Linked DNA regions of Homo sapiens: region 2 is linked to region 1. Evidence: read pairs that join two places in POLR2A ChIA-PET (ENCODE). Cell type or tissue: OCI-LY7. All regions are shown on one strand. Links, peaks and the distances in the headings refer to the core of each region. The heading gives the core; the rest is flanking DNA.

Region 1 (5,384 bases), core at 216-5,215:
ATCAGTACTGAGTTACCTGGAAATTCCAGCTTAAGAAAAACAAAGGCCCTGGTTTTATGTAGTTGGCTATCAGAACAATGTCCATAGCCCAAATATGCACCCAACTCAGGATCCATGAATCAATGTTTCTTCTCTCTGGTATGATCTTCCTACAGCTGTATAAAGAACTCACTCTCTTCTCTGCTCAGTCTTGTCAGGACCAAGAAAAATCTTCGCCTTCACCCTCTGAAGTTTTTCTCAAAAATCAATTACCAAAAAACAGATTAATAGGAGAGAAAGGCACACAAGTTTATTAACATGCAGGAGGGAGAACCACAGAGTAATTACCCCAACCCCAGCAGGGGGTACAGAAGCTTAAATGCCATCTTTAGGTTAAAGAATGGGGACTCAGAGCATGGCCAAAAACAGGTTAGGGTGGTCAATCATGCAAGACAGGTTATGGGAGGGCTTTGCTAACAAAGGTGGTCTTGTTATGTAGATGAAAACTCATAGGTAACAGCCCTCAAGAAGAATACATATATAGTAAATGTTTCTTTCAGACCTTTAAAGGTGTCAGACTCAGATTTTTTTTTTTTTTTTGAGAGGGAGTCTCGCGCTGTTGCACAGGCTGGAGTGCAATGGCACAATCTCGGCTCACTGCAACCTCCGCCTCCTGGGTTCAAGCAATTCTCCTGCCTCAGCCGCCTGACTAGCGGGGATTACAGACGCCCACCACCATGCCCAGCTAATTTTTGTGTGTTTAGTAGAGACGGGGTTTCGCTACATTGGCCCAGGCTGGTCTCTAACTCCTGACCTCAAATCTGCCTGCCTCGGCCTCCCAAAATGCTGGGATTACAGGCGTGAGCCACTGCGCCCAGCCTGGTGTCAGACACTTAATCTTTCCTAGATTGGACAAGGTAAAGCCTCAGAAAAAAACCCTGGCAGCACCAAAGCAGGTTTTCTCTACAGATGCACATCTCCACAAAAGGCAGCTCTGCAGGGCAACTTCTGTTTGCAGACCCTCCAAAGAGCCATCTCAAAATATGTCAAAGAAGTATACTTGGGGATGAAATAGTTGATTTCCTTCAGCCTTGTTGGCCTAAAAGAAAGATGCAGAGGCACAAATCATAACTTAAAGAATTTATGGCCGGGCGCGGTGGCTAACGCCTGTAATCCCAGCACTTTGGGAGGCCAAGGAGGGTGGATCACGAGGTCAGGAGATGGAGACCATTCTGGCCAACATGGTGAAACCCCGTCTCTACTAAAAATACAAAAATTAGCCAGGTATGGGGGCATGCGCCTGTAGTCCCAGCTACTCAGGAGGCTAAGGCAGGAGAATCACTTGAACCCAGGAGGCAGAGGTGGCAGTGAGCCGAGATCGCACCACTGCACACCAGCCTGGGTGACAGAGCAAGACTCCGTCTCAAAAAAAAAAAAGAATTGGCGCCAGGAACGGTGGCTCATGCCTGTAATCCCAGCACTTTGGGAGGCCGAGGCGGGAGGATCACAAGGTCAGGAGATGGAGACTCATCCTGGCTAACATGGTGAAACCCTGTCTCTACTAAAAATACCAAAAAATTAGCCGGGCATGGTGGCGGGCACTGTAGTCCCAGCTACTGTGGAGGCTGAGGCAGGAGAATGGCGTTAACCCAGTGAGCCAAGATCACACCAGCCTGGGTGACAGAGCAAGACTCTGTCTCAAAAAAAAAAAAAAAAAAAAGAATTTACTTGAGCCAAAGTCAGCACAGCAGCTCAGAAATCTCAGGCCCAAGTAATCTTGGATATGAGCTCCACTGGCCTTTGTTAAAAATAGGTTTTTAAAGGCAAAAAAGGGGGGACAGAAGGTGGGCTGATACAAAATTTTTTGTCAGGAATTTTCCTTGGTTTACAGAAATAGCATTAATTAGTTATTGGCTATACATTGTAAAGCTACAGGGTGTGGGTTACAGTGTGGGATGTGGCATTATTAGATAAACTTATAGCTACTTATAACAATAACAAGCAGTATCTAGAGATGAATACATAGCTCAAAGAGGGGAGTAGGTTGTGATTGCTGTCTCATTTTAATGTTACTGTGGGCCTGATAATTTAAAATGACTCCCATTCCTCAGATGAAAGTTATTTTCTTGGCCTGGTGTGGTAGCTCAGGTCTGGTAGCCCCAGCACTTTTGGAGGCCAAAGTGAGAGGATCCCTTGAGCACAAGAGTTTGAGACTTGCCTGAGCAACATAGTGAAGCCTCGTCTGTACAAAAAAAAAAAAAAGTTATTTTCTTTTCCCAGTCTTATCTCAGTTGTGAGTTCTTCCCCATCCACCATTTTTAAAATTACAGCTGTCTACCACATTCCCTCCTGTCCTCTGGCAGTCATTCCCTTTATCCATTTTAACTTTTCTACGTCTTTTTTATATAAGAATATACTAAACTCTTTTTTTTTTTTTTTTTTGAGACAGAGTCTCACTCTGTCGCCCAGACTGGAGGGCAGTGGTATGATCTCGGCTCACTGCAACCTCCACCTCCCAGGTACAAACGATTCTCATGCCTCAGCCTTCAGAGCAGCTGGGACTACAGGTACGTGCAACCATGCATGGCTAATTTTTTGGTATTTTTTAAGTAGAGATGGAGTTTCGCCATGTTGGCCAAACTGGTCTCGAACTCCTGACCTCAAGTGATCTGCCCACCTGGGCCTCACAGGCCATAGACTTTGTGTAACTTGTGTTTCTTTCTCCTAGATGCATCTTCAACCTTGGCAAAAATAAACCTGTGAATCAGTGGAGATCTGCTCGGTCACTTTTTGGTTTACACTATTGGGGAGAACAAAAGAAGTACAGAAAAGAGCTTTCACTCTTATGGGCCTGGTGATGCACCAGAAGATTCTATAAAGCAAGCTTTACTAACTACCCTTTATCTATGTTTGCTTTCCCCAACATTGCCGCCCCTGGACACTCAAAGTACTTCTCCTTCGTCTTCTAAATTATCTAAAAATTCACTGTTCTTTGTTGAAGACACTACACAAAAGCTGGAATTCAAAGCCACCTCAATGTGTACTCATTCCCTAGGTGTCATTCATGTATATGTAATATATATGTTAATACACTTCTGCTTGTTTTTCATTTGTGAATCTGTCTTTTGTTACATGGGTTTGTTTCAACTAAGAACCTGTGTGAGGTGGGAATTGAAGGGAAAATTATTCTGCCCTTTCTCCACCTTCATTTCCTACTGTCCCCTGCTCATTCCCCATAGTCACCATGGTGCCTCAGGAGTCTCCCTCCTTTTCTCCCTGAACACATCCGCACAGGTTGCTTCCTCACCTTTCAGCTCTTTGCTGAAATATTATCTTCTTAGTGGGGTCTTCATTGGTTGCCTTATCTAAATTTCAGCTTCCCATGACACTCCTTAGTCTTGCTCTATTTTTTTTTCCTTCTCACCATCTAACATATTACATAAACATATCTAGTTTATTTTCTGTCTATTCCAGACTCAAATGTAAATTCCATGAAAGCAAAAATTTTGTGTTTTGTTCTCTGGGTGTATTTCCAATGCACAGACCAGCATCTGGTACATTGTAAATTCTCAACCAGTGTTGTTTGCAGTAAATAAAAATCAATGTTGAAGAAATATGTCAACCAAAATGGATCATATTAAATTTTTAAAAAAGAAATACTATTTGTTATAAAAGTAATGATGGCATCATAATTTATTTTTGTTTTTATTTTTGAGATGGAGTCTCGCTCTGTCACCAGGCTGGAGTGTAGTGGCATGATCTTGGCTCACTACAACCTCCGCCTCCCAGGTTCAAGAGATTTTCCTACCTCAGCCTCCCCAGTAGCTGGGATTACAGGCGTGCACCACCAGGCCCGGTCCAGCTAATTTTTATATTTTTAGTAGAGATGGGGTTTCACCAAGTTGGCCAGGTTTGTCAAGAATTAACCTCATGTGATCCTCCCACATCGGCCTCCCAAAGTGCTGGGATTACAGGAGTGAGCCAAGGCACCTGGTCCATAATAAGGTGTTAAATAGCAGATAACATATATAAAATAGATGAAATGATATTGAAATTGTCATTGCAACATTGTAACTGAGACAAAGAGATCTGACCTAACCAACTCCATCTTGCTTCTAACCTTCAAGCTGTCCTTGTTCACTCCTGGGTGTAGGCTGAACTACCTTTGGGAGGAACTTAGTTTATAGTTTAAAACTAATATGATAACAGCCCTTTCCCAAAACAAACCTCCTTGCCTGGGGACTAGACTGCCTTTGTAGGACTAACAAATTACTCACAAGATTAGAAATTATGGTTTAGGGGTAGGTCGTAATGGCTCACGCCTGTAATCCCAACATTTTGGGAGGCGAAAGCGGGTGGATCACTTGAGGTCCAGAGTTCGAGACCAGCCTGGCCAATATGAGGAAACCTCGTCTCTACTAAAACTACAAAAATTGGCTGGGCATGGTGGCGCGCGCCTGTAATCCCAGCTGCTTGGGAGGCTGAACAGGAGAATCGCTCGAACCTGGGAGGCAGAGTTTACAGTCTCCATCCTGGGCAACGCAGTGAGACTGTCTCAAAGAAAAAAAAAAACACACACATTATGGTTTAGGAGTCCTGCAGCTGGAACCTACAAGATTCTGACCCCACGTAAACTGCTCCTAAGATCAGTGCTTGAGATATTTTGCAGACCTGATGGATCAGTTGGCCCCACCCAGATTGGTAAACTGACTCATCCGATCTTGTGGCCTCCACCCAGAAACTGACTCAGCCCAAGGAGACACCTTCAGCTCCCTATAATGACATCTCTGACCTGACCAATCAGGACTCCTGGTTCATCGGCTTCCCCCCCATCTGGAATGCTGGGGAGACTGATTTGAGTAACAATAAAACTACGGTCTCCCGCACAGCTGGCTCGGCGTGAATTACTTTCTCTATTGCAATTCCCTGCCTAGATAAATCAGCTTTGTCTAGGCAGTGGGCAAGGTGAACCCATTAGGCAGTTTCATTATTTGCTTTACAAAAATCAATAGATAAAACACTTAGCCAATGTTGTTATTGAAGCTGGATGAGAGGAACATAGGTTTTATTAAACTATTATCTCCTTTCCCATATATTCTGGAATGTCAAATAAGTTTTTAAAATAAAAGCAATATGTGAAAAAAAATGACAAGTTGCTAAATTAATAAAGATCATAAAGAAGGATCTGCTGAATACCCAAACAGGGCCTTGTGCTAATCTGTAAAGGAAGGGTTCTATATGAAAACATATCTTGGTTGTATGCCAAGCAGCCCAGGATGGTATGTGTTCCTCCTTGTAACATCCCTAAAAACCTGATACTTCCAATCACTAAAAGGACCTCGGTGGTTCAAAAAAACAAAAAACAAAACAAAACAAAAAAGAAAAAACTTACATTAGTGTTGCCC
Region 2 (5,384 bases), core at 280-5,279, 57 kb before region 1:
ATACATTGAGAAAGTGAGAGAGTATTCTAAATAGAATACCCAGCAGGAAAGCATGGAGGTAAAAAGCAGGTATTATGACTGGAAAAAGGGGCAGAGGTGAGGCAGACAATGGAAGGCAGGACAAGGGACCCCTCCACACTTGTTTACTTGCTGTGCTGACTACAGCAGCACCCAGCTCCATAACCTTGCAGCCACTGAAGCTTCCGCTCATAAAATCAGCCAATCAGACATAAAAGAAATAGAACACTCTAACGACAAACATCCTCGCCATCAGCATAGGGACTTCCAAAAGACCTTCCCCAAATGAACATGTGCTATAGGGACTTTGATTATCCTAACCTAACTTTTGCATCATGTTAATGATAAAATTCATACCCCTGCGTGGAGATTTAAGCTGCCAATGAGACCTGAGACACAGGAAAAAGCATGACAAGGGACTGCAAAGGTGTATCCAACAGACCACCCCAAACATGCCATGATGTCACCTAGACGAAGCTCACAGAAGAATAACAAACTAGACTAGCTTGCTTTCAAGGAGCCAGCTGCAAGTATACCTCTGGTTGCTGTCTCCCTTTCTGCTCAAGCCGAAAGCCCTAATAAACTTCCTTGCTCAAGTCCATCTTAGATTCTTGGTCGATTTCTATTTTCTGAGGGTCAAGAACCCACTGCCAGTATCAGACAGGGTGCAAAGAAAAAGCAAATATGATCTGCGAGGCAAATGGAGACGAGTCTCTATATGGCCTTGCAGACCAGTGTGACTACTGTTTTACTCTGAGTGAGATGGGAGCCACTGCAAGGGTTTGATCGGAGAACTGACATAATCTGATTTATAGACACACACACACACACACACATACACATATATATATATATTTTTTTTTTTTTTTTTTTGAGACAGAGTCTCAGTCTGTCGCCCAGGCTGGAGTGCAGTGGCGCAATCTCGGCTCACTGCAACCTCAGCCTCCCAGGTTCCAGTGATTCTCCTGCCTCAGCCTCCCAAGTAGCTGGGACTACAGGTGTGTGCCACCACGCCCAGCTAATTTTTTGTATGTTTAGTAGAGATGAGGTTTCACCGTTTTAGCCCGGATGGTCTTGATCTCCTGACCTCGTGATTTGCCCACCTCAGCCTCCCAAAGGGCTGGGATTACAGGCGTGAGCCACCACACCGGGCCTGATTTTTATTTTTTTAATGAGCTATCTGGATGCCTGATGAAGAATAAACTATGATGAGACCAGGATAGGAGCAAGGAGACCAGTTCGGAGGGTACCACAGTAATGCAGTTGAGATGGCAGTGGCTTGGACCAGTGTGTTAGTGGTAGAGGCTGTGAAAAGTGGTTGGATTCTATATATATTTTGAAGTAAGGTTCATAGTTCTTTTCTGAGCTACTGAATGTGTAGAGTATGAAAGACAGACCAAAATGTATGGATGATTCCAATGATTTTGCCAAAGCAACTGGAACTGGAGGTATCAATTGCTAAAATGTGGAAAAATAAGGAACAAGTTTTGGAGAGGATTCAAATTCTTAGTTTTGGATATCCAGAGAGAATTTAAGATGCCTGTTACATATCTAAGAGAAAGATATGAAAGATATGAAATAGGCAGTTGGCTATAAAAACCTGCAGGTTAGAAAAGAAACATGGAGATATAATTCACAGTCGTCAAACCATAATTGCCGTAAGAGTGAAAAAGCCACAAGATGGGATTAAATATCTTAAGAAAGAAGGTAGATAATAAAGAGAAAAAGTTTTGGGTCAAAGAAGTAAAGAGTGTTTTTTTGTATACATGACATGTGAATTCCTAACTTACAGTTTTACAATTTCTTTCTCCAGTAATTTTCCTTTTCTCCTGTAATTTTCAGAACAAACAATAAATATTATCCCTATTTTACAAATGTGGAAAAATTCCCTTACTAATAAGAGTATGAAATAACACTGGAATCCTCACTTAAATAATCTATTAAAGTTAGAGCCATGGGGAGATCACTTTGGAGATCCAGTTATAGATATTCACAGTTTTTCCAAAATACACCCACTCTCACCACATATTTGGGGACATTTGAATCCCCTGATGCAATTCTATGTGTTCTCAGGCATCCTGAAGCCTATTCGTGGAAACCAGCTTCAGAGCTCTGTATCTGATGCTGCCTTTTCTCTTCCCTTAGCACTGCCACTTCTGATGGCTCTGAGAAGATGGACCTGGAGAATGAAAATCTCCATCTGATTCTTTTGAACTGATATTTCCTTGTTGCTGTGGAGATACTATATATATATATTTATGTCATGAACACTAAATGACCAGCCTACAGCGTTGTACTCCATACTCAGAGACCCTGTTATTTACTTGAAAGTCCAATTAATATGAACTTCAAATTTCAACAGAATCTCGTTATCTTTGCCAAACAGCTAATCTCATCATCTTGAAATTGGTGAATGGCATTTATACACTTTTAGTTGGAATCATCTCTTTTTCTTTCACATCCTACATAATAATCTATCAGTAAGTTCTATGAGCTCTTCCTTGAAAACACAAACAGAATTCAACCATTTCTCATTCCCACTGCTGCTACTCTGGTCAAGCCCTGCCATCTCCTACCTTTATTATTGCAACACCATCATCACCTGGTTCTCCCAGAGGAATTCCAATAAAGGGCAATTCAGATCAGATGACTCCTCTGCTGAAACCCCCCCAAGTGGTTCTCATGTCACTTAATGAAAAACTCAAGGCCGGGAGCAGTGGCTCACGCCTGTAATCCCAGCACTTTGGGAGGCCGAGGCGGGCAGATCACGAGGTCGGGAGATCCAAACCATCCTGGCTAACACGGTGAAACCCCGTCTCTACCAAACATACAAAAAATTAGCCGGGCGCAGTGGCGGGCGCCTGTAGTCCCCAGCTACTCGGGAGGCTGAGGCAGGAGAATGGCGTGAACCCGGGAGCCGGAGCACGCAGTGAGCCGAGATAGCGTCACTGCACTCTGGCCTGGGCCAAAGAGCGAGACTCCGTCTCAACAACAACAACAAAAAAACACCTCAAGGTCCTTTCAGTGGGTTACAGCGCCACACTGTCTGATCCTTGTTACCTCTTTAGCCTCAAATCCCGCTACTCTTCCTCTCCTTCCTAGCCAACTCGACTAGTTCCTGGAACTTGCTAGAAGTACTCATCACTCTCAGGAAGGACGTACTAATGGTTCCCCTTGAGTGGTCCACTCAGCTTCTAGGTTTCTGCAGGTGTTGTTCACTCACTTCCTTCAGGTTTGTATTCAAATATCATAGTCTTCTTGAGGCTATCCATAACAACACTGTTTAGCATTACAACACCTCCCCACCGCCTCCCTCTATATTTTTTCCTGCCCTTGAGGAGCTTTCAGTCTATTTGGTCAGTCAAAACATGCCCTCATGGGAAGCAGAGCAGGAATTAAATATTATATAGAATGTCAGAAAAGAGGCCAGGCACAGTGGCTCACGCCTGTAAGCCCAGGAATTTGGGAGGCTAAGGTGGGTAGATCACATGAGGTCAGGAGTTCGAGACCAGCCTGACCAACATGGTGAAACACTGTCTCTACTAAAAATACAAGATTAGCCAGGCACAGTGGCTCACGCCTGTAAGCCCAGGAATTTGGGAGGCTAAGGTGGGTAGATCACATGAGGTCAGGAGTTCGAGACCAGCCTGACCAACATGGTGAAACACTGTCTCTACTAAAAATACAAGATTAGCCAGGCATGGTGGCACACGCCTGTAATCCCAGCTACTTGGGAGGCTGAGGCAGGAGAATTGCTTGAACTCAGAAAGTTCAGAAAATAGTATAAATCATGTCGGTATTGGAAGAGATGGTTGATGCTTGGACAAGTGGCTTGTTAGGCCAATGACAGGAATGTAGACTTTCTTCTGAACATCGGGAACCACGCAAAATCCCTTTCCTGACCCCTCAACTGTTCTGATTATGTAAAACAATTCTCATATCTTTTACAAAACTATTTCTTGCACTGAGTATATTGAATTCAAATTATGTGTTTAATTTATCTGAACAAGTGCCTGAATGGATATGAATAAAATAAATACAAATCTAAATGAATTTACAAATGATAAAATGAAATACTTCAGCGTACATGTGAAGTATTTCCTTTCCCTTGCAGAAAAGGAAAATATTTCAAGAAGAATCCCTTACAAAACAAGTCTCACAGGCCGGGCGCAGTGGCTCAAGCTTGTAATCCCAGCACTTTGGGAGGCCAAGGCAGGCAGATCACCTGAGGTCAGGAGTTCAAGATCAGGCTGGCCAACATGGTGAAAGCCCATCTCTACTAAAATACGAAAATTAGCCGGGCATGGTGGCACACATTTGGCCTGTAGTCCCAGCCACTTGGAAGGCTGAGGCAGGAGAATCACTCAAACCCGGGAAGTGGAAGTTGCAGTGAGCTGACATTGCACCACTGCACTCCAGCCTGGGCGACAGAGCGAGACTCCATCTGAAAAAAAAGGGAAAAAGGGAAAAAAAAATCGAGTCTTATATAGTAGCAGAGATTTTTGTTAAGTGCTCACTCTTTTTTCAGCATCTACAGACTTTTGGAGTATAAGGGGAGATTTCCTTTTTCATAACCAAATTTTTGCTATAAGCAATATTTCATAGTTTACAGAAGTTCTTTTTATAGAAGTTGAAGTGACTTTTCCACAAACATGTTTGTACATTATTTTTCTTGTTTCTTGTTTGTACTTCTAGATACATTTAAAATTGTAATAAATCGATATACAAGTTATAAAGAATAATATGATGGCCATGCTTGAACCCAATTGTCAATCAAATATATTTGTTATATCTGTTATATTTGTCATATTACCAAAAACTGCTTTGACCTCTTCTGTCATCTTCCTGCTACTGCCCCCAGAGGTAACCATGACCATAAATTATGTCACTTTCTGGCCTTAATCCTTCTTGTTCCTCTGTTCCTTACAGTCATTTTGTACTTTTTAAATTAGCCTTCCCATTTGATCCTCTTTGAGGTCATTAGGACATTATTTCATAAACATGAACATGTGCTCAGAGTCACACATATTATTAGGTGGTTCACAAATACTTCTTAGTCTATTTTTTCCTGGTTTATTTCCTTTTATGCTAGGATATTCTATTCTCTTGATTTTCGATTTCTTTAGTCAGCGTATCTTAAATTTACTCTATTCATTTGTATATTGCATAGGATAATAGCTGGTATGTAGTTGGTGCTCAATAATTACTTGTGGAATAAATTAATTTTTCTTAACATACAGCAGGGAGACTTGGAGAGGAAAGGGCCTAGGGAGAGTTTCCTATTTCTTTTTTTTTTTTTTTTTTTTTTTTTTTTTGAGACGGAGTCTCACTCTGTCGCCCAGGCTGGAGTGCAGTGGCACGATCTC

The links. Peaks named below come from ENCODE experiments on the same cell type or tissue, not always from the same donor. Only the 100,000 strongest peaks of a DNase experiment are listed, where the experiment ranks them.
Region 2: POLR2A ChIA-PET joins it to region 1 with 7 read pairs; 34 of 35 experiments call an interaction of 5 or more read pairs at or near these places.

The regions. Positions count from the first base shown.
Region 1 is chr6:26,264,378-26,269,761 of GRCh38, forward strand. No RefSeq gene overlaps it. Among named protein-coding and RNA genes, the nearest start is that of H3C8, 4.3 kb to the right of the region's middle. RefSeq lists an enhancer at 4,568-5,164. In OCI-LY7, for the core only: a CTCF peak has its summit at 2,913; DNase peaks (open chromatin) are centred at 2,904 and 4,824; H3K4me3 peaks cover 211 bases; H3K27ac peaks cover 1,789 bases.
Region 2 is chr6:26,207,266-26,212,649 of GRCh38, forward strand. No RefSeq gene overlaps it. Among named protein-coding and RNA genes, the nearest start is that of H4C5, 5.3 kb to the left of the region's middle. In OCI-LY7, for the core only: a CTCF peak has its summit at 4,862 (motif pointing right); DNase peaks (open chromatin) are centred at 3,206 and 4,886; H3K4me3 peaks cover 70 bases; H3K27ac peaks cover 2,348 bases.